3 separate regions of the Homo sapiens genome follow, and regions 2 and 3 are each linked to region 1. Evidence: chromatin loops called from intact Hi-C (ENCODE). Cell type or tissue: gastrocnemius medialis. All regions are shown on one strand.

The links. Hi-C counts contacts between places; a loop is a spot of excess contacts. Peaks named below come from ENCODE experiments on the same cell type or tissue, not always from the same donor. Only the 100,000 strongest peaks of a DNase experiment are listed, where the experiment ranks them.
Region 2: it touches region 1 in a loop (4-fold over the local background); 4 of 110 quality-filtered maps call a loop at or near these places.
Region 3: a loop joins it to region 1, with 4 times the contacts of the local background. A loop is called at or near these places in 3 of 110 quality-filtered maps.

What each region holds. Positions count from the first base shown.
Region 1 is chr3:66,403,075-66,411,074 of GRCh38, reverse strand. It overlaps LRIG1 (leucine rich repeats and immunoglobulin like domains 1), which reads left to right. Exons shown (of 19, transcript NM_015541.3): 7 at 803-946; 8 at 3,584-3,727; 9 at 5,797-5,877. Among named protein-coding and RNA genes, the nearest start is that of LRIG1, 94 kb to the left of the region's middle. In gastrocnemius medialis, CTCF peaks have their summits at 2,916 and 3,136 (motif pointing left); DNase peaks (open chromatin) are centred at 3,084, 4,658 and 5,204; H3K27ac peaks cover 6,385 bases.
Region 2 is chr3:66,660,456-66,668,455 of GRCh38, reverse strand. No RefSeq gene overlaps it. Among named protein-coding and RNA genes, the nearest start is that of LRIG1, 160 kb to the right of the region's middle. In gastrocnemius medialis, no CTCF peak of the experiment used is centred here; a DNase peak (open chromatin) is centred at 3,255; H3K27ac peaks cover 1,490 bases.
Region 3 is chr3:66,757,228-66,765,227 of GRCh38, reverse strand. No RefSeq gene overlaps it. Among named protein-coding and RNA genes, the nearest start is that of KBTBD8, 240 kb to the left of the region's middle. In gastrocnemius medialis, no CTCF peak of the experiment used is centred here; DNase peaks (open chromatin) are centred at 1,757 and 3,937; H3K27ac peaks cover 3,889 bases.

The DNA.
Region 1 (8,000 bases):
TTCTTATAGTGACCCCATGGAGTCAGTGCTCTTGGATATCTCCATGTTAGTAGATGTGCAGGTTTATTCAGCCAGCAAGCTGCAAAATTAGGATTTAAATCCAGGTAGTCTGACGCCAGAGCTAAAGCGGGTCTCCTAGCACAGTGGCACAGAGTCCAGCCTTTGGTAGGCAGACCCAGGGTTGAATTAATTCTAGCCCCTTCCCTACTGGCTAAGCTGTGTAAAGTCTTAGACAGGTTACCTGGCTTCTCTCAGCAGCACATTCCTCATGTGTGAGATGCGGGTGATAATAAGAGCCGCCTCCTATTCGCTCTCCTTTCTATTCCTTTAATGGGCTTTGCCCTTGCCTGGAACTCCTGTGCCCGTTTGTTGGCCTGGGTCACTTTTTGTTTTGTTTTTGGTAGAGATGGGGTTTCGCTATATTGCCCTTGCTGGTCTCGAACTCCCGAGCTCAAGCGATCCTCCTTCTTCGGCCTCCCCAAGTACTGGATGGGCATAAGCCGCCACACCCAGCCCTGGTTCACTTTTACTCAGCCAAAAAAGTCACTTCTAGGAAGCTCCCTCTTGCCCTATGAACACTCGAGTCGGCCTTGGCATGTGCTGTCATCCATTTTGATTTGCCTGTCTTCTCCCAGCCCCTACTCACATGCACATGTGTGCGACTAGACTCCACAGTTCTGTCGTGCACTGTTCTAGCCTTGGTGTGACCGCAGTGTCAGGTACAGCGTGGCTGCTCATTTGCTGTCTGTCCAGTGAAGGGAGTGAAAGCTCCTCTTCATCCTGTGCATGGCTGTCATTGCAGGCACCTGGAGTACAACAGCCTGGTAGAAGTGAACAGCGGCTCGCTCTACGGCCTCACGGCCCTGCATCAGCTCCACCTCAGCAACAATTCCATCGCTCGCATTCACCGCAAGGGCTGGAGCTTCTGCCAGAAGCTGCATGAGTTGTAAGTGTCCTCGGCTCTGGGCTGTGGCAGTGTTTTTAGACACTGCTTGGAGGTGAAAGTGCTAGGCCTGGTTCGTTCCACCACACAGTGGCCTCGGGGAGGGCTCAGAGACAGGCCAGTAGCCCTGTTCCCAAACCAGCCAGGCCCAGGGTGGAACCCTCAGCGATTTGAGCCCCAGTCCCTTCCTCATCTCCCCTTCACTTCCTCTGCATTTGGATTAGCAGGGGCTCCAGGAGTAGCAGCTAGGTCCCTGCAGGGAGCCTTGGCCCCCAAGGTCCTGTTGGGTTTGGAGACAGTTCCAGGGGTAGAAAGTTCCTGGGGAAGGGCAGCTATGGCAGAGTGCTCACAGGAGCCATTTTGAGAGTGACTGTGTGTTAATGGCCACACCAAATAGCATGTGCTTCTTCAGTGAGGGGGTCATTTGGGCTCAAACAGAGACAGTGAAACGCTGACTGTGGATGAATTTGTGTCCTCGGAGTCGCCACCTTCCTTCCTGTAGATGAGCTGCCCAGGTTCTTGGCCCCTTCCCTTTCTCTGTTTTGCACCGCAGTGGCCTGCTGGCAGAGGCTCCTGTGCAGTCGTGTGCGTGCTTAGTTCAGAGATGTGTGGTGTGGTCCTCTTGCTCCTTTTGGAGATTTCCAGACAGGGGTCCCAGGTTGAGACTGAGAACTGAGCTTGTCTTGCCCAAAGTTCTGAGATTAGTAGTGACAGACTGTCGCCTGGGTAGCGATGGGCAGTGGCCCTGGCCACCCCATCATGTCAGGGTGGGGTTACTGGACAGTGAACGCAGCATTCCTAAGGACTCAGAGAACATCTTTACAAGTCTATAGTTTGTGTTTTCACTGTTCTTTCCATTTGATATGCTCCAGTTTAGTCTACTGTGTTTCTTTATTTTTCACAAGAGTTGGGTGGGTTTTTTTGTTTTGTTTTGTTTTTTTCTTCCTTTTCTAGGCTTGGCTGTTGGAAAAAATTCACCCACTGAAGTGAATGATTGTTAAGAGTGCCAAGCCTCAGTCTGTCCTGTCTCTCTCTTGACCTCACCAGGCAAACTCAAGGGGATGCGTGAATCTAATGTGGATTCTTGCAGCTGGTGTTTGTGTCTGGTCTTCTGTGTTCTCCTCTCTCTCCCTGTCCTTCCTTCCCTCCTCCTCCCCCCCTCCCCCCACCACACACACACACACACACACACACACACACACACACACACACACACACTGACTTGGAGTTTATATTTTGGTGACTCCATCATTATCTAATGCAAAACACAGTGGTCCTGCCTCTTTCCTAACTTTTCTTGGATTCTGTGAGTGTTAACCCTTTGGTTTCAGCTTCCTACGCTTCAGGGCCTGCAGTTGTGCATTCCATGTGGTGCTGGATGGCTCCTTTCAGGCTCTGTAGTCAAGCTGTGACCCCACCAGGGGACTCCTGGTTTTGTTGGTCAGGGCCGGGAGGTGTGGGAAGCAAGAGAGGTCTTTTAAGTCCCCGAAGCCTGAGCCAGTCCAATTCTTAAAGTGAGGGGCCATCCTCTGACTCACCAGTGTATCGTGGCCCCAGGGATGGCATGCTGTCTTCTGCGGGGTCCGGGATCCCCTCTCTAGCTGGTGGAAGGCATGAAGCCCTCTTCCATGCCCTCTAGAAGGGGCAGCAAAGATCACAGAAGTGCGCTTGAGCAGTCCTAGCAGTTTGCACCATATCCAGGTAACCTCAGAGGCAGATTTGGGATTGCTTCCCAGCATGTGTTTCCCACCCCTCCTTTAAGCTAAATTCTTTAATTGCAGGTGAGGATATAATTTTGATCTCCTGCCAGGTCTGTTTAACTGACAGACACCCTGACTTATTTGTCCAGGAGGGAAAGAATGCTGCTCCTAGCTGCCTTTAAAAGCTCATTAATCTTCTCTGAGTTTATTTTCCATCTTCCTATCCCTGCCCCAGCCCCAATTTTTCAACGATAGATGACCAATATGTCACGTAAGCAACCCAGAGGTGCAGGAGTGCTGGGAGGAAGCTTTGATTCTGAGGTTCGGGCAAAGCATGTGCTTTTACCGCCTGCAGTAGGGGATCATGCTCTGAGGTCCACGTGGATGGGGGCAGGGAGGCCTGAGCAGGAGCCTCCTGCCCTGGGGGAGTTGCCCCACTAAGGCATGAGGCACAGGTGTGGTTGTCCCACGCAGGGGCTAGTGGTGCCCTCTGCTGGCAGATGCAGGGAGTGTGACTGGGGCTCCCTGGCTTGCTGCGGGGTCATCTCCAGAATCCCAGGCTTCTGCTATGAGAGAGGTCTTTTGTAGCCTGAATCAGGAGCTGCCTTGGACAGCATGAAGGCGCTGGAGCTTGAGAGTTGTTGTGTGTCATGACCTCGTGTGTAGTCTTCACAGTTTAACAGCCACCCTGGCCCCTGTGACCTATGCACCCATTCTACGAGTCAGACTAGTGTGTTGGGCACTGATGAGTTTCTAGCTGCATGGCCACTTTTACCCCCAGGATTCTGTGGGTGTGGGTGTGTGTGTGCACGCACGCGCGTGCGTGTGCATCTGTGTCATTTCCCACTGAAACCCAGCTGACTGTGGCCCAATTTCCGGTGGGGTGGGGTTGGGGGGCAACCACACTAGATGGTGACATTGCTGCCCTCCCTTTCCTCAGGGTCCTGTCCTTCAACAACCTGACACGGCTGGACGAGGAGAGCCTGGCCGAGCTGAGCAGCCTGAGTGTCCTGCGTCTCAGCCACAATTCCATCAGCCACATTGCGGAGGGTGCCTTCAAGGGACTCAGGAGCCTGCGAGTCTTGTACGTCTCCCACTACTGACAGGATAAAGGGGTCCCCAGTGGGGAGAGCAGAATAGAGCAAACCATCTGCTTTGTTGAACTCCATTTGCGTTGGCTTCGAGTCAGAATTGGATCCAAAGCTGGCTTGCTCTATGTGCAGAGTCTCAAACTTTTATGTAATCAACTGAAAAAGAACTGGTTAAGCAGAAAAATCTCTCATTTCCCCAGGATGGTGCCTAGAGAGGGATGGCAGCTCCTAAAAAGTAGTTGTTCTCAAGCAGTGATGCCCACGTTGTGCTGGACAGGATGCTGGCTCCTAGTGTTGGAAAAAGCTTCCCCACGCTGAGCGCCTGGTGCAGCCTCCAGTTCGGCAGCCGTGGGTCAGTCTTTCCCATCTTGAGTCTTCAGCTGCAACTTCCAAGTCCTGAATATTTTTTCTCTAAACCATGGGAATACTGCAGTGCATCTCTCGTCTGAGCATTTGAACTTCTTCAGCATAACCTGTACCAAGATGCCTCCTTTCCAAAAGCAGCACTTAGGGAATCCTGTGTCTCTCCTTGTACCTCGTCGGGGGTCAGTTAACAAAGTGGAGGTGCTAATGCCATTTCCCTTGAAGTCCCTAATTAGATGGGGTTGGCAAAAGTGGCTGCAGGATGCTTTTCTGAGGCTTGTATAAAACTTTTCCATGGTTGGCTTCATAGAACTTCCAAGCAGCTGTCAGCATAAAACCCCCAGAGAGGGGCATGCAGGTTTCAGAGGACAGTGGTGGCGGGTTCTAGGGTCTCCTTCTCAGGCGTAATCCACTGCACAGAGAGGGATCTGTTCCAGTGTGACAGGGAGGGAGGCCTTTGCACTTGCACCTGGCAGAGCCGGCTTTAATGTGGAGCCATTGCCAGGGAGTGTGAAAGAGGCCGGAGCCAAGCTATTCAGGCCAGGTCAGCCTGTGAGCCCATACAAGGCCCAAATAACAAGGCTGGGAACATTCAGACTGAGCGGGCCAGAAAGGAGAGAAAAACTTTGGCAGCCAGGGCTAGGAGCAGAGAGACAGGCACACAAAGCCACAGCCCCGGGTCCCTGGTTCCTGGTTTTTTCAGTATGCAGATGATAGGAAGGAACCCATTGAGAGGAGAAGTCCCTTCCAGCAGCAGAATCTCCACTATTTGACCTTCCTGCTGTGACAAGAAAGGTCACCGCCAGCATTTCACTCTTCAGTCAGAGCTGCCCTCTCTGCTGGCAGCATTGATTCCTGCTGCAGCTTCTCACAGGAGACAAGAGTTCCTTTTCTCTCCCTGGCCTGTGTCTGCAAGGGCTCGGGGGGAAAATTTAAGAACCAAGAACCTTGTGGAAAGTTGGAGAGGGCAGGATGGGGGCCTGGTCTCCAGGTGTGATGTCTCGCCTGGGCACTGTGACCTGCTCCTGGAAGCTGGGAAGCCATTGAGTCATCGGCCATGGGATTTGCATTGTTGGAGGGGCCTGGGCTGAGTTGGCCTCATCCCTCTGATCCTGGCGAGTGGGTCACAAGTCTGACTCAGCACCCAGATGTCCTCCCTGGCTCAGAGTCAGCGCCCTGCAGGCCTTGGGAGGAGATGGGCTCCGGGCTCCAGACCCACTGGCTGGTACGGAGGCGCCCACGGGCCGGCCCTGTGCCGGGTCTCTTTCTTCCATGTGCTTTCTGCAGTTTCTCGGTCATGTCCAGAAAAGGGACTCTGGTTGGTATGAGAGCAGACGGGAGCCTTAAGGAACCTTTTGGGTTGATTCTCAGTGCTGGGGCCAGATGTCCGCTCTCTCGGGGCAGAATACAGACTGGGCTGTCTGCACCACCTCCCTTCCCTTGAGTGTGGCCTCCGCAGACAGGGAGGCAGGTGGAGCCCAGGGAAGTTTCTTGTCTAAGGCATGTGTCATCTTGGTTGGAAGGCTGAGAAACAGGGCTTCCCTCCCAGGGCCACGTGTCTCTTCACCCTACGTCCCGGCTGTGCCTCCAGGGTGCATGCACCCAGGGGACTTCAGCTTCCGAGCAGCAGGCTGGGTGAGAGTTTGCTTTCCCTTCACGCCCCGACTGCTCGGTGAGCTGCTTTCTGTCCTCTCCCCAGGGATCTGGACCATAACGAGATTTCGGGCACAATAGAGGACACGAGCGGCGCCTTCTCAGGGCTCGACAGCCTCAGCAAGCTGTGAGTATCCGCCGCACGGAGCTCCGCCGGCAAATGCGCGGGACACACTTGGGTGGGAGATGTTTCTGTGGCGCCCCCCGCGCCTCTCTGCTCTGGGCCCAGGCGGAAGAGGAGCTGGCTTTTGTTTGGGGCAGAGCTTGTTTTGTTTGTGGAGAAGAGTTTGAAGAAGAGGGTGGGGGACACCCCACTCCTTGATGGCCTGGGTGTTGGGTTCTTGGGGGCTGGCAACCCGGCGTTTGGCGGCTGGTGGAGCTTCTCTTGGGCTTCACTCACAACTCACATGAAAACTGCTGAATTTGCTGTTGCCCTTTGTACAAAGGAGTCTTGCCCTGTTACTGGGTTTCTCAAAGTTGTGTAAAGGTCAGTAAGGTGTGAGGGCGGTGGGGCTCCTGTCAGTACTTTCGTCATTAACCATCATCTCAAATAACCACGTCATTTCCAAGGGTCGTAGTAGCAGCTATTTTGAATGTATGGTTTGGGGTCTTTTTCTTTTTTTTCCTAGCTAGCTCCTAGATTTTGCCAGTTAATCTGCCAAGCACCTGTGTGTGTTGTACCTAATGATCTCATGAGGGCAGGCTCTGTTAGGCAACCTCTTTATTAGTTGAGGAAAGAGAAGTGAGGGGATTTCGCCCAAAACTACACGGCTGGCAAGTGGCAGGCTCAGGATTTGCTTGTTTGGCTCCAAAGCCCACGTTCCCTTCCCCTTGGCCCGCCCTGTTTTCTCTGCGTGTAACCAGCACTTTCTGCAGATGCCACCCAAGGACCGTGCAGGAAGGGGACGAGAGTCATTATTACTGTTTACTAGCAGCTCGGAGGGAAGACTGGAGGAGGGCAAGACAGAGAGGACGGCTGCCGCTCGATTCCCCCAGCCCGTCCCCAGTGACGGGGAGCTCAGCAGAGTGCGAGTGTCAAGTAAATATTTGGAAAGCCCTAGTGGAGCTCGATGATAGAGGAGAGCCTGTGGTAGGGAGAGTCTTTTTATATAGTAGATGCTTCTGATTTGTTTTGAAAAGCGTGGCTTTTTGCACCTTTTATATACAAGGGTCCTGCTTAGGAATAAGCTCTGTTGGCTGTCTGAAGAAGGTACTTCTTGAGCGTCCTGTACTCCAGCAGCATGTCGGAGATGCTTATCAGTGATTCTTCTCCTTATTGTCCCTAAAACAATGCTGATTTTCCCCAGCCTTTAACCCATACGTGACCCCTTTTTATCCCATACGGGGCAAACCTGGGAAGAGCCAGAAGTACCAAGTGGGGTGGGGCAGAGGCCTTCTTAGCAAGAAGAGCTCCAGGCCTGGGATGTGGCTGCTGAGGTGTTCAGCACTGGCGCCACCACTCAGCATAAGCCTCCCTGACCTCGGCCATAACCGATTGAAGGGTGAGGGTGGTGAGAGTGGGCAGCACTGCCAGGTTCCTCGTGGGGCGTGTCAGTCCGGAGGAACCTGGAGCCGTTTCCTGGGTGTCATGGCTTCCAGGAGGCTCTGTCTCAATACAGAAGGCCCGTGAGGTGTGCCTGGCCCTGGGTCGCCTGGGCTTCCAGTGCTGCATGAGTCCGCCACTGCCTTCCTGAGTGCCCGCCCTCTGTGCCCTGGTGCTTTCTCCTTTGTCCCCCTGCTGGACTAGGCTCAGCTCTTCCACCTGAGCCCCAAGAGGTCAGCCCAAGCCCCTGCTTTCCTCACTCACATAATGTTGTTTGTAGTGAGCTGGTCCTGAGACTCCTGGGAACTTGTTAAAATCGAAGCCTCACCCCACCCAGCCACTGAGTCAGCATCTTGGGGCTGGAGACTCTGTGTATGTTTGAAAAAGGGTGAGAGAGAAAGACATGCATCCAAGTGGGGAAGCTGGGACAATAAATAAACAAGAATTCCTTAATATGATTAAATATATGCAATCACTTATTTAAGTGTGATGCTATCATGGTTATGTGGCAAAAGAAAAAAATGAATCATTTTCTTCTTGGATAAAGAAAATGGTATGATGCCTATGATTTGGATTCCATAAACTCCTGCTGGGTTTGAGAACGGGCAGTGGCTAGAGGTAGAGATGAGGTGAGATTGGCACGACCGGAGGAGGATTGGCACTGTGTCACGGGCACTTGGGGTTCAGGATACTACTCCGTCTACCTA
Region 2 (8,000 bases), 260 kb before region 1:
GCATTGCCCATTGTCAAGAAGATGTATTTTACTTTTGGAAGTTTAGGACTGCTGTATATAGTATACAGCAGCATTTAAAGTAGATTTCAAAGGCTCAATAAAGATCATCACTGCATATTTTTTGGATAAATAAAATTTGTAAGACCATATCTGGAGGACAGAATTCAAACACACAACTAACAATGCAAATATCAAACCCGCAGCATTCTACAAATTGCATATGACATTTGTATATCCTGATCCTGATTAGAACCAAGCTCTACAATGAGATGGTCGTGGTTGCAGAGGAGACAGAAACAATGCTAATGGCTCAGTAATTGAGGACATACGATGTGCTGTCTTTGGCTATGCACTTTATGTGCAGCATCTTATTTTATTCTCACAATAACCCAAGAGGTAGGTACTCTTTTACCTCCACTGTATAGATGAGGAAGCAAAGGCACAGAGAAGTCAAGTAATTTTCCCAAAGTTCTAGTAGATCACAGAGTATTCAGGAAATATGATGGAAGTTCAATACTCCTTATTGCTCTACCCTCTGGCCTCAATAGATTTGGCCTCAGATAGTCATAGGACCCTATATGGTGGTGGCCAACCAATTAATTTATTTAGATACACATATGTGGAAAACAACAAAAAAGGAGTATGTTTTTACCCACATGCTTTTGATGTTTGAATATTGCCATTGCTGGGTCTAAATTGAAACTGACCATCAGCAAGTGTCTAAAGAGCAAATAGATGCCAATCTGGTGAAGACTGATCACATTTCCATTTACAGGGATGCTAGACTTTTTTCTGGAGTTGGGGCACCCAGCAAAGCCACAGCCAGCTCTGGGTCTGTGTTGTTAAAGCCAGCTGATGTTTGTTGGGAAATCACCATGTGCCAAGCACAAGGTGAGAACTGCCCATACGTTTTTTCATTTAATCATCAAAACAATCCCAGTACTGTGGCAACTACTGTCCTTCCCATTCTCCAGATGAGGCAAGTGAGATTTAGAGGGGAGGGACCCAGGCTTCAAAGCAAGGTCTGTGTGACCCCAGAACCTCACCTATCCTCCCTTTTCAGCATGGACTGTGTGGGGTTCAGGTTAGTGGAAAGAAAAGGGAGGAATTTCAGTTCTAACTTTGCTGTTTCCACAACTGGCAGTTCTGTGAAGGTCCTTTGTCCTCCAGATGGACTTTAGTTTTTCCCCTTGTAAAATGCAGATAATGCCTCAAATATCTCATAAACCATCAATCACTCTTTCAACAACCTGGAACTTGTGATAGAAATCAAAAGTCTACTTTTTTCTGAGAAACACAATGTTATAGACATTTTGTTGTCATAGTGGCCACACATGAAAAGTTTTGAGGATCAAAACTGTAGTAGTAGTATAGAAATGTATTTGATAGTAACATCTGATTCTGTCTTATAGAATAAAATTCCCATGTTCCACCAAGAAATCTTTTGTCTGCTCCTGGGGTGAGAACTGCTGCACAAAATAACCTTAATAACTTCACCTCTAACTCTAAAATGTGACCAGTTTCTGACCACATTTCTCAATTTAAAGCGCAAAGACGGGGTAGCTTCTGTAATTTGCACATCGTGTTCCATGTATCTTGCCTTCTTAATACAAACAAAAGCTAGGCTGGTAATTACACCTAGAAGATAAAGAAAGCATTGTAAGATGTTTAAAATAGGCTGAGAACCAAGAGCACTAGTGGTAATTAACAAAGTATATCATTGAATAAAACAGGTAATTAGCCATGATAATGGAAATGTACACAGGACCTAATTAACAGAACTTTTCCTTACTATCTCTTGGGACAGACAGTAAACATTTTGTATTTAACTATCACACCCATGTGCATAATTTCTTAGTTGATTTTGGCCCAACTGACTGGGTAGTAGTCAAAACATCCAAAAAGTTGAGGTCAGTCAAAATGCTGAAGTTTTTTTATTCATACCATTTCCAGTGAGCCAAAGACAACATCAGTATGAATTGAAAGTGTTCTAAGATATCAAACCAAGATTCTTGTAAGAATTGCTTTCACCTGATGTCTGTGTTAGCAGTTCCTGTAATCCCAAAGAAATGACCCTTCATCCCACTCCTTCCTTTATTCTAGGATGGAGAAAGGTCTTAATCCCTCAGTCAACTGCAATCTGGCTTCCATGCACATTAGTTTAGCAGATCTGCTCAGGATGGAGTTTCCAATGGCCACCATATTGCCAAAACCAATAGAAGCCAGTTGATATAATTTCTCCTTATCCTTCTTGACCTCTTTAGTACTTTGGACTCTGTTGACCACTCCCTTCTTTAAAACGTACCCTGTTCTGTGATGCCCACCCTCTTGCTTTTCCTCCTACCCCTATAGTTTTACCTTCTCCATCTCTTTTACTGGCTCTCATTTTTTTGCCCTCTTTTCCCTTTATGAATAATCACTATGTAATCTCATGCCCACAACAATTCTAATTAAGCTGTTGCTTCCTTTACATTTCTACTCCCAATGCGTTAGCTCCAGCACTCAACATTTGTCTCCTGGATTATCTCATTACCTTCCTAATTTTTCTCCCTGCTCCCAATTTTCCACCCCCAGCCCAAATCCATTCTGTAGCAATATTTTCAAACTGAAGCTCTGATCCTGTTCTTTGTTCTCTGTTTTCTGGGCTTCTTTTTACAAAGTCATTTTGTATATGAGACAATTACGGTAGTTTGTAACTCCTCCGGGCTAGGTAAGTGACTCTAGAGGCTGGGGTGATAGAGGCAATAGCTGCTTTCACAGACATGTGCTTCCCAAGGGGAAAGTTATACCAAGGCCAGACTGAGGGGCAGGTGACTCTCCCAGGACTTTCCAGAAGCAGGGGTTTTGCCACCTGAAATACAATTGCTGGAATACATTCTGATCATTCATAAGCCCAGTTTCCTAGTCAAGTTTCATTCTGGCTTAAGGACAGTATATGGATAAGCATCATAAGCAGGCAGAACCAGTAATTCCCTGACTCAAGTATACCAGGAAAGTCACTGGCTGATATTCTTATTTCCTGTTATAGTGCCTGTTTCATTAGGATTAAATTAGGCTGCTAGTAATACAAAACCTAAAGTCACAAAACCTAGATTGAAGTTGATTTCTCTCTTACACAAAGTCCAAAGGTAAGCAGTCCAGGGCCGGTAAGGTGCTCCCTGATCATCAGATACAATCTCCTTCCAAGTTCCTGCTCCACTATCATCAGCACACTACTTCCAATCTGGCCGCTTGAGCCCCAGCCTTCATGTCTGTGTTCTAGCCAAAAGGAACAGCTATAAAAAGACACATCACCTTTCTTTCAGGGCATAGTTCCTGGCGGTTGCACAGACCGCTCTTCTTGCATACCGTTAGCCAAACCTTAATCACATGGTCACCTTAGCTGCAAAGGAAACTAAGAGATGTCATCCATGAGGGTCATGATCTCAGCTAAAGAATGAGTGTTCCATTGCTAAGGAAGAAGGAGCAAATTTACTTACGAAAAACCATCTTTGCTGCAGCACCTGAAAGCCCTTTGTCAGAGATGCAGACTTTTAGTTCTGAAAGATTTTCATTGACAGACTCTACTCTCTCTCTGTTTGGTACCATCATAGGTCCTTGCAGGCACTGATTTATCAGTTCTCTTCCAATGTGACATCAAGATCAAGGGGATGTCGGAGCAGATGGTGAAAATTACCACCAAGAAACAGAGGAGATTTTAAACCAGAAGGAATAGGACTGATGTGATAATACGCACAATCCACTAAATAATTTCAAGGGGAAAAGCAAAAAAAAACAAAAAAAAAAAAAAAAAGAGAGAGAAGTTAGGGCCTGGTCTGCTGTGTGGGCTTGGAGTCAAATTCCCTCCTCTGTGTACTGGGAATAAGTGGGTTATTATGAGGATGAAATGGTGAGGACATCTTTACAGCCCTACGTACCTTCCCTTGATGAACAGTAGATATTAGTCAATGTTTCTGTGACTAGCTACAAATATTACTTTGAACAAAAACCACCAGAGGCCAGGCATGATGGCTCATGCTTGTAATGCCCACAGTTTGGGAGGCTGAGGCAGGAGCATCACTTGAGACCAGGAGTTTGAGAACAACCTGGGCAACATAGTGAGACCCTGTCTCTACAAAAAAAAAAAAAAAAATTAAATTACCAGGCATGGTGGTGCGCAACTACTCAGGGTACTAAGGTGGGAGGATCACTTGAGCCCAGGAAGTTGAGGCTACAGTGGGCCATGGCCATGCCACTACACTCCAGCCTGGACAACAGAGAGAGATGCTGTCTCAGAAAAAACCACACACACACACACACACAGACAGAAAGAAACCAGGTTAAATATATAGATCTGATGTCTTCTGTTAGCCCAGTTGATGACCAAGTACCTATTATAAGTTTCATGAAGACCAGAGCAGGACCTGTTTTGTACACCATTGGATCCTTGCTGCCTAGCACAGCACCTGGCATGTGGTAGATACCCAAGAGATATTCATTGAGTTAAGTAAGCGAATGACCTGATAGAATAAGATAAATTGTACAGCAAGTAGTCAAGAACATCATAGTACAGACTGCATATGAGTTCTAAATCAAATTAAGGGAAAAGTAGTATAATGAGCAGCAGCATTTGGAAGGGAAATGGAAAGAAGAACTTACCAGTACCCTTGGTGCTGGCAAACATTTGGCAAATTTGTTTGTTTGTTTGTTTATTTTGAGACGGAGTCTTGCTCTGTTGCCCAGGCTGAAGTGCAGTGGCGTGATCTCAGCTCACTGCAAACTCCACCTCCTGGATTCAAGCAATTCTCCTACCTCAGCCTCCCGAGTAGCTGGGATTACAGGCGCACGCCACCATGCCTGGCTAATTTTTGTATGTTTTTAGTAGAGGCTGGGTTTTACCATGTTAGTCAGGCTGGTCTCAAACTCCTGACCTTGTGAGCTGCCCACCTCGGCCTCCCAAAGTGCTGGGATTACAGGCTTGAGCCACCACGCCCTGCCAAATTTGTATTTTCTTTACATACACTTAGGAGTTTGGCCTTTTATTGTTTTTGATTTTTTTTTTGAGCTTTCTAAGTCTTAGCTGATGGTTTCTAAATTAGAATAGGATAAAAAATGTAAACTGGAATTGATTTAATTAATCTGTCAAATACAGATAGGAAAAACCTGTTACGTGGACCCATGTTAAACGACACACATGAAAAATTTTAGTCCCGTGAGCTATTGGCAACTTCCTCTAGTCCGGATGATTGCTTTTCCCTTGAATTAAACACATCTAAATGTGTGTAAAATTCTCTAGCAAATACGGTGACCACATGAATAAGTCAGTAAAAGCTTTCTTTTTTACAGGTTGGGGCAATCTGTTAATGAGATATTTACAGTGTCAGTACCATCATTCCAGGTTCGTCACAGTCCATTTAATATCCACCTGGACATTGCATCATGTAACCACTAGAATGTGTAAATATTTCTCACCAGAATTACCAATAGCCCATACTGGAAAAGATTTATAAATCTTGTTCTTTTTGTTTTCACTTTTTTTAAATTTTCTTTTCTTTTTTTTTCGAGACAGGGTCTCTCTCTGTCACCCAGGCTAGAGTGCAGTGGCGTGATCATAGTTCACTGCAACCTTGAACTACTGGGCTCAAGCAATCCTCCTGCCTCAGCCTCCCAAGTAGCTGGGACTAAACGCACATGCCACCACAACTGGCTAATTTTTACAATTTTTTTTTTTAGAGATAGGATCTCACTGTGTTGCCCAGGCTGGTCTCGAACTCCTAGCCTCAAGCCACACTTCCTTCTCAGCTTCCCAAGGCACTGGGATTACAGGCATGGGCCACTGTGCCCAGTGTGTTTTTACTTTATAAGAAAATCATATATATTTGCCATTGGACATTCTTTTTTTCTCATATACATCTTGTACCCAACTTTATTTAGCTTGCTGTATAATAAAGAGTGAATCTCAATCTATAATTCAGGTATGTAAGAAATAAAATTTTATTTTTCAATTCTTTGCCTTAAGTACTATATCAAGTCTCCTATCAACAAAGATGGGAAAAAATTAATTTCTACTGACTTAGGATCTTCCCTCTTTCCCGAGAGTTGTTGCTCAATGCCAAGGATGAGACTTCCGTTGTGCCAAGGCAATGGAAGGGGGTTCATGTACTCTCCCGCTGAATCCTCTCCATGTGGCAGATGCTGTGGGTGCTCAGCACAGTCCTCTTTCCCCAGACTCCTGCTCTCATCCCCTGGCTGCTGAAGGTCTGCATCATTCTCAGGAGTATTGTCCTCCGCTGAGTGGAGCCACTTCTCTTAGAAAAGCCTGGAAGATGATGAAAAAGGCCCCTTCAGGTCCCTCTGTAACTAATGATGGACGGAGCAGCATTAAAGCTCGGCCTTCGTGCCTCAAGATGGAACAAATTCTGTGATGCAACTTCACACTGCAGGGTTCTCCATGGGATCAGGCAGAGGCTGCTTTACTCCTGAAGCCATGTCTCTGCCTAATTTCTTCCCCTGCCCTATTCTGTTTGCTTTCCTCTCTTTCAGGTTTCTCCTGCGTACACTACCTCAAGCAGTCACTTTCACAAGAATCCCCATCTTGGGCTCTGTTTCTAGGGAATTTGACCTAAGGCAATTTGCACAGAGACTCCCATCATCCTTTATCTTCTTAGGTTGTCAGTCTGTTCAGATTTCTGCTGAGTCAGCCCCTGATCCTATCTGCGAAGCTTCTTTTTTTTTTTTTTTTTTGAGGTGGAGTTTTGCTCTTGTTGCCCAGGCTGGAGTGCAATGGCTCAATCTTGGCTCACCGCAACCTCGGCCTCCCAGGTTCCAGTGATTCTCCTGCCTCAGCCTCCAGAGTAGCTAGGATTACAGGCATGTGCCACCATGCCCAGCTAATTTTGTATTTTTAGTAGAGACGGGGTTTCTCCATGTTGGTCAGGCTGGTCTTGAACTCCTGACCTCAGGTGATCCGCCCGCCTCGGCCTCCCAAAGTGCTGGGATTACGGGCATGAGCCACCATGCCCAGCCAAAGCTTCTATAAATCTAGTAGTTGCTCTGCTATGTCTGTGCCACTCTGGGGATGTGTAGAAATTCTTCTCCTGCAGCGTGGGAAATGTAATGACGCTGTTAAGGCCTGGTTTGCTGGGATGACCATACAGTCCTCTCTTCTGGAATCTTGCTGCCTCATCAGAACTCTGCCTGGCACAGGAGGCACAAGTACCTTTCCCTCTGATCCCAAAACCTTATCTGGGGAAAACGCCATCTCCTCTCCAGGGATAAGGCTAGAGAGTTAAGGGTCATGCAGGTCACAAGAATGAACCTGCGTCTTAGCTCTCACGTTATGCCTTTGACCCTCCTCACCCAGTCCAGGAGTTCTTTTCTAATTTTAGGAGCAAGAAACCTTGCTCAGACTGACTATGTTTTCAGCTAGATTAATTGTCTATACCGTAAGTCTTTTCTATTCCTTCATTGTCTTGGCCAGTGATGTTCCAAAGAGATATAATGTGGCTATAGTCGTAAACTACATATGTTTATTCTCTGTAGCTACATTTAGAAGAAAGCAAGCAGATAAAATTAATTGTAATAATACATTTTACTTAACTCAAAATATTTTCATTTCAATGTGTAATCAGTTTTAAAAATTAATAATTATTTTAACTCATTCAGGCTCCTATAACTAAATGGCATAACGCAGGTGGCTTATGAATCACAAAAATTTATTTCTGATAGCTCCGTAGGCTGGAAGTCTAAGATCAAGGCACTGGCAGGGGTATCTGGTGAGGGACAGATTCTTGGTTCATAAGTGGCAGAAGGGCACAGAAACTCTCTGGAATTTCTTTAACAAAGATACTAATCCCATACATGAGAGCTCCATCCTGATGACCTAATCACCTCCCAAAGGCCCACCTCCTAATACCATCACACTGGGGGTTAGGTTTCAACAAGTGAATTTTGGGGGGGACTCGAACATTCAGCTATACCGGTAATTAAGTGCTTTACATTCTCTTTTGCACTAAGTCTTT
Region 3 (8,000 bases), 350 kb before region 1:
ACTCTATCCCCATCAAGCTACCTTTGACTTTCTTCACAGAATTAGAAAAAATTACTTTAAATCTCATATGGAACCAAAAAAGAGCCCATATAGCCAAAATAATCCTAAGCAAAAAGAACAAAGCTGGAGGCATCATGCTACCTGACTTCAAACTATACTACAAGGCTACAGTAACCAAAACAGCATGGTACTGGTACCAAAACAGATATGTAGACTATTGGAACAGAACAGAGGCCTCAGAAATAACGCCAGACATCTACAACCATCTAATCTTTGACAAACCTGACGAAAACAAGCAATAGAGAAAGGATTCCCTATTTAATAAATGGTGCTGGGAAAACTGGCTAGCCATATGCAGAAAACTGAAGCTGGATCCCTTCCTTACACCTTATACAAAAATTAACTCAAGATGGATTAAAGACTTAAATGTAAGACCTAAAACCATAAAAACCCTAGAAGAAAACATAGGCAGTATCATTCAGGACATAGGCATGGGCAAAGACTTCATGACTAAAACACCAAAAGCAATGGCAACAAAAGCCAAAATTGACAAATGGGATCTAATTAAACTAAAGAGCTTCTGCACAGCACAAGAAACTATCATCAGAGTGAACAGGCAACCTACCGAATGAGAGAAAAGTTTTGCAATTTATCCATCTGACAAAGGGCTAATATCCAGAATCGACAAGAAAATTAAACAAATTTACAAGAAAAAAAACAACCCCATCAAAAAATGGGCAAAGGATATGAACTGACACTTCTGAAAAGAATACCTTTATGCAGCCAACAAACATGAAAAAAAAAGCTAATCGTCACTGGTGATTAGAAAAATGCAAATCAAAACCACAATGAGATACCATCTCATGCCAGTTAGAATGATGATCATTAAAAAGTCAGGAAACAACAGATGCTGGAAAGGATGTAGAGAAATAGGAACGCTTTTACACTGTTGGTGGGAGTGTAAATTAGTTGAACCATTGTTGAAGACAGTGTGGCAATTTCTGAAGGATCTAGAACCAGAAATACCATTTGACCCAGCAATCCCATTACTGGGTTTATACCCAGAGGATTATAAATCATTCTACTATAAAGACACATGCACATGTATGTTTATTGCAGCACTATTCACAATAGCAAAGACTTGGAACCAACCCAAATGCCCATCAATGATAGACTGGATAAAGAAAATGTGGCACATACACACCATGGAATTCTATGCAGCCATAAAAAAGGATGAGTTCATATCCTTTGTAGGGACATAGATGAAGCTGGAAACCATGATTCTCAGCAAAGTAACACAGGAACAGAAAACCAAACACTGCATGTTCTCACTCATAAGTGGGAGTTGAACAATGAGAACACGTGGACACAGGGAGGGGAACATCACACAGTGGGGCCTGTCAGGGGGTGGGAGGCTAGGGGAGGGATAGCATTAGGAGAAATACCTAATCTAGATGACTGATTGAAGGGTGCAACAAACCACCATAGCACATGTATACCTATGTAACAAACCTGCACGTTCTGCCCATGTATCCCAGAACTTAAAGTATAATAATTTTTAAAAAGTACTATTTGGGAAGGAGGTTGAAAAGGGATTGCCCAATACTTGGAATACATTTTAAGATCGAGTCCCATCATCTATACAGAAAATTGTATGCAGTCCATTGCCGGAGGCACTGTGATGAAATCTCCTGTGGAGTAAACAAAGAGAGAATAAGCATCAAGACTCAACAAGACTGACTCAACCGGAATCAGAAGAGGACTGGCAAGCTCACAACAAAATCATAATACTGGTCACAAAATCCTCCCTAAGGCTGCCAGTTTCCAGAAGTGTAGCCAGAGCAAATCAGCATGCTGAAAGACAAGTATGAGAGGCTCAGACAATGAGACTTTTTTTTAAGGCACGACACATTCTATAGCTCACCTAGAGAGGTGCTGCAGATGATAAGAAAAATGGAGGTCTTCTTCTGCAGAGAGAGTAAGACATCAAAAAGATTGCAAACCTCAGGGTGATTTAAAAGTACACTCGTTGTCTTTTTGATTTTTTGAAGAAGTGTTGAATTAGGCCCCTGTTAGCTAAAGACTTACAGACCCAGGCCAAATTCCAACAGTCTCAACTCCTTCCAGCCAGCTCCAGGAAGCTGCTGTACAGATTTTTGGGAAGGGAGCCTAAAGAGCTAGAACCACCTGGTTTCAGGGTTACTTGGGAGCATCGAGTTTGCTTGACCTGGTTCATTAAGGGCCATAAAATAATAACCAATTTTTCTAATCTGAGCCTTATTACTGGATAATAAGTTGCATATTTTATTCCTGCCGTGGGTAAGGAACGCTCCATTTGTCTTGTTCATCCCTGAAATGAAAATTGCCTACTTTCTGATACGATCCACTGATAAAAACATTGTCTTAACAAATTTTTCTGAGGAATTTCCCAGACCACAGTGAGGTATGAAAACCAAGGCTCTGGAAGCCAGCTGGGGTGCAACAGACCCAGGGTCCAAGGATTTCCCGAAAGTTACCTCTTTCATTCAAGTTGGTGGGAGAGTTTCAGGGCCAAGGGAAGTCATCAGGTTGCCAGACAACCAAGGAGGGCCCTGTCATCGTCTTCACCGGAGAGAGTGACAGCATCGCTCTTGGATTTGCTAGTCATTTATTGGAATCCCCCTAGAACTTAGGATAAATTGGAAAGCTGAGTGTCTTCAGAAAAACTTTGCAGATTGAAAGTCTGTAAACCAAAGTTGCTGGTTTTGATTTGAGGCCTGTGCCAAACACACACACCCTCCTAAACTGACAGGATCAACCTAGCCACCAGCCCCCAAAACACAAACACCCAAAGAAAATAAAGATTCCAGATCCTGAGAATACCTGTACATTTAACTGCAACCTCTACCACCTTTGGTAAGATAAACAACTCAGACAGGGCTTCAAGTGACCTTTTAATCACAATAAGTGGGTTGCGCAGGGCCCTCCAGAGATTGTAATTGGGCTCACTTGTAACAAAAGGCAACCTTGACCACAAGCAGAGTAAAATCAGACAGGGGCACAACCTCTGCCCTTGCTCTGTAAACTCCCAGCTTTTTATTTATGTATTTTTATTGCTGATTTAGATTTTTAGCACTTGACTCCAAGATAAGAGCTCATGCAGCCTAGTGTTATCAGTTCACTTTTTTTCAGAAAAAAAATGGCATTCTGTTTATTTTATTTAAAACTTTATATTGGCCGGGCGCAGTGGCTCATGCTTGTAATCCCAGCACTTTGGGAGGCCGAGGTGGGCAGATCACCTGAGGTCGGGAGTTCACGACCAGCCTGGACAACATGGTGAACCCCTGTCTCTACTAAATATACAAAAATCATCTGGGCATGATGGCATGCACCTGTAATCCCAGCCACTCAGGAGGCTGAGGCAGGAGAATTGCTTGAACCTGGGAGGTGGAGGTTGCAGTGAGCCGAGATCGCAATGCTGCATTCCAGCCTGGGCAACAGAGTGAGACCCTGTCTCAAAACAAAGCAAAACTTTGTATTGAAAATCAAGCAGAAGAGAGAGACGGAGCAAGAAGAGGAGAATGGAATCATCGTGAACACTTCTTAATCGCAACGAGCATCATTTATTTTCTCAACTTGTGATTCATAGGATTTCATAAGACATCTAATCCACCCTTCTCATTTTACATATGAGGAAATTGAGGGCCAAAATAACTTGTCTAAGGTCACACATGTTTATGGGTGCAAATATAATGTTAAAACTTATTCCTAGCTACTGGTTAGCTTATTATTATTCAATTTCCTGTTCATTCTTTCCATGAGAGTTGATTAGCGTCCAAAAATTTGTGTTTAAGGAAAAGCCTGGCTCGTTACTACCAAAAAGAAGGGAAGACTCAATTGGACAAGCCATTTTCTATCTGTCAAGGCCTGAGAAAGCTGTTGCTCCAAGCCCTGGTAAACAGTGCCACCTCGGGTAACCAGATAGCCCTGAGGGTCATAGTTGCAAGGCTCAGGACAGTAACCTCACTTCCACTTTACTCTCTCGGCTTGGAAAAGAAAACTCTAGAATTAGCTATCCCACTGTCTTACTAAGACTTGTATTATTTTTTTTTTTTTTTTTACCTGCAAGGATTCCTTGCTTTTGCAGAAGTTAGACATTTAAGTTAAAAAATCAGGCCCCAATGGGGAAACCCTACCTCTACTAAAAATACAAAAAAATTAGTCAGGTGCAGTGGTTCACACCTGTAATCCCAGCTGCTCTGGAGGTTGAGGTGGGAGAATCTCTTGAATCCAGGAGGTGGAGGTTGCAGTGAGCCGAGATCATACTACTGCACTCCAGCCTGGGCCACAAAGTGAGAAAAAAAAAAGTCGGTTCCCGGAATATGCAATGGTGATGTTTTAATTTCATGCAAAGAGCAGGTCTTTAGTTATCTGAGTATGTGGTTCTCATTTTCCTTGACTGGACTACTGGGAAATTCAGAGGCCACAATAACGTGAAAACAGTATTTACAAGTAGCGTATTGTTGTTATTACAGCAATTTATCAGTCTCGCTTGTAGCTGGACAAATCTTCTTTCACATTGCCTGAATTAGTGTTTTTAAAACTTTTCCTTTGGAGAAATCTCTTCAACTTCCTATTTCAATTCACCATACAGTTTCTACATGACAGAACCAACATCATGTATATTTGGTGTTTCTTACTTTAAACTGAATTTTAGATTCTATTCTTTATACGTAGATTGAAGAGAATCGTTGATTCACTTCAGAATTCCTCAGCCTCAGCACTGTTGACATTTGGGGTTGGATAATTCTTTGTTGAATGGGACTGTCCTGTGGATTGTAAGATTTTCAGTGGCATTCTTGCCCTCCACCCATTGGATGCCAGTAGCACCTCCCCTCCCACTGTGACAACCAAAAATGCCTCCAGACATTCCATGTGTCTTCTAGGGTGCAGAATCACCCCTAGTTAAGAACCACTGGCTGAGTGTGGTGGCTTATTCCTGAAATCCCAGCACTTTGGAAGGCCAAGGCAGGCAGATCGCTTGAGCTCACGAGTTTGAGACCAGCCTGGGCAACATAGTGAGACCCCATCTCTACAAAACATACCAAAACATTAGTTGGGCATGGTGGTGTGTGCCTGTAGTCCCAGCTACTCAGGAGGCTGAAGTAAGAGGATGGCTTGAGCCCAGTAAGCAGAGGTTGCAGTGAACCAAGATTATGCCACTGCACTACAGCCTGGGCGATAGAGCCAGACCCTGTCAAAAAAAAAAAAAAAAAAAAAAAAAAAAAAAGAACCACTGATGTAACTCATTCAGAAAGTGACCCCGGTAGAATGTAAGCTCCAGGAGAGCAGGAACTGTCGGCTTTGTTCATCGCTGTATCAAGCACATGTTAGATGTTTTTTAGAAAAAGCATTTGTTGATTGAAAGACACAATGTGGTGTCGAAGGGAAAGCCTTGGATTTAGAATCCTCGGACATCGACTGCCACTCCCCTAGCTGTGCTGTTTGTCAAGACCACTTTATCTCTTTGAATCTTAGCATATTGGAGAAATAATCTTAGAGTAATACGTATTGAAGACAATAATACATATTGGAGAAAATAATCTTTACCTTAACTTTACTATCTTGTGAATTTCAAACACGAATTTGTGTGACGATGTTCAGAAACTGTGAAATGACCTTCAGATCTGAAATATAATGGAGGACAAATGCCTTGGAGTAGATGCTGAATTTGAGACTAAAACCCAAGTCCACCTCAAACACGGTTCTTTCTTACTCTGTCACCAAGCGCTCTAACCCAGACTGTTTGACCTTGAAGTAAGGTAAGGACAGAGGAAGGAAATGGAGCTAGATCTAACAGCTCCAGAAAACCAGAGGGATGTGTTATGACTGAGTTGTGACACATGCCTGTTTGTGATTTCTTTGCACAACATAGACTGTTCTATAGTAACCTAGAGGAAAATAATGTGTTCCTAAGCAAGATGGCACAGTAGTAGGTAGGCATTAAGAACCTTTCACGCTACAAGACTATGGTTTCCCTACTCCTTTACCTTACAGACAAAGTGAGAGAAAAATTATGTGTATGTGTGTATGTGCATGTATAAACACAAAATTTGCCTGTATTCTCATTTTCCCTCTTAAGTAGCCAGTTTTGCTGGAGGCCTAAACACATCACCAATCCACTTCTTTTTTTTTTTTTTTTTTTTTTTTGAGACGGAGTCTTGCTCTGTCGCCCAGGCTGGAGTGCAGTGGCGCAATCTCGGCTCACTGCAAGCTCCACCTCCCAGGTTCACGCCATTCTTCTGCCTCAGCCTCCCGAGTAGCTGGGACTACAGGCACCCACCACCACGCCCAGCTAATTTTTTTTGTATTTTTTTAGTAGAGATGGGGTTTTACCATGTTAGCCAGGATGATCTCGATCTCCTGACCTCATGATGCCCGCCTCGGCCTCCCAAAGTGCTGGGATTACAGGCGTGATCCACTTCTTAGAGAGTCCAGCCACCCATCCACTTCTTAGAGAGTCCAGAATAACGATAGAGAGTAGATGAAGAACATCCAGAGGCCAGGTTTCAAGAGAAAGGAGAGAGGATATATAGGTTACACCTGCGTATGAGTGGGATGCTCTCAGAAGATGTACAGGAGCCTTCCTTAGGAAGCCCACCTCATAACACTTGGCCATTGATGCCCCCAGAGTTACCTGGAGCTAGATATTAATGAGCTGGAAGGTGATTGTGGTACCACGTTACCAGTTCTACAGGAACTAGAATCAGCTGCCCTAAGGGTTCGTACCTCAATTGTGCTATGAACAATTTTTTTTGGCTATGGGTAAGGCACTTGGCTTTTGTAGGCCTCAAGTTTCTCACCCAAAAAAGGGGAATAATATTGGTGATCCTGTCTAACTTGGAGTGAAGGGCAAATTCAGTGAAGAACTTAGCATTTTTTTTAGCACTTGTAATTGGTTGTTCTATTAGAGATCTCCAGAGAAACAGAACCAGTAGGATGTGGTTGTATGGGGTGTGTGTGTGTGTGTGTGTGTGTGTGTGTAAAGAGAGTGAGAGAGAAATTTAAGGAATTAGCTCATGTAACAGTGGGAACTGGCAATGCTGAAATCTGTGGGACAGGCTCAAAATTCTAGGAAGAGTTGTTATGGCAGTCCTGTGTTTGAAAGCAATCTAGAAGCAAAATTCCTTGTTTCTCGGAGAATCTCAGTCTTTTCTCCTAAGACCTTCAAATAATTGATTGTTGGAGGCCCACTTACATTATGGATGGTAGTTTGCTTTACTCAATGTAGATTTAAATCTACTGATTTAATTTCTTATCACATCTGACATATACCTTCACGGCAACATCTAGATGGATGTTTGACCGAACAGCTGGGCACCATAGCCTAGCCAAGTTGACACATGAGGTTAACCATCACAGTTGTGAAAATATAGTTGACCTTTGAAGAAAACAGGTTTGAGCTGCGTGGGTCCCCTTACGTGTGGATTTTCTTCCACCTCTGCTACCCCTAAGACAGCAAGACGAACTCTTCTACTTCCTCCTCAACATGAAAGCAAGGAAGATAAAGACTTTTGATGATCCACTTCCACTTAATGAATAGTAAATATATTTTCTCTTCCTTATGATTTTCTTAATAGCATTTTCTTTTGGCTAGCTTATTTATTGTAAGAATACACTATATGATACATATAACATACAAAATATATGTTAATTGTTTCTGATATCAGTAAGGCTTCCAGTCAACAGAAGGCTAGTTAAGTTTTTAGGGTAGTCAAAAGTTGTACTTGGATTTTTGACTACAGGGTGGGCTGGGACCCCAACCCCCATGTGGTTCAAGGGTCAACTATAACTAACTGTATAAACTATTTTTTAAAACTGATCATTAGCATTTTCTGTCTTACAAAAGTAATGCACACTTATAGTAAAAAGTCAAACATTACTGAAACATATCAATTCTTACTATCATTATGATTAATAGCCATTATTTGTATAATTCTAAGTATTAAATAATAATTTAC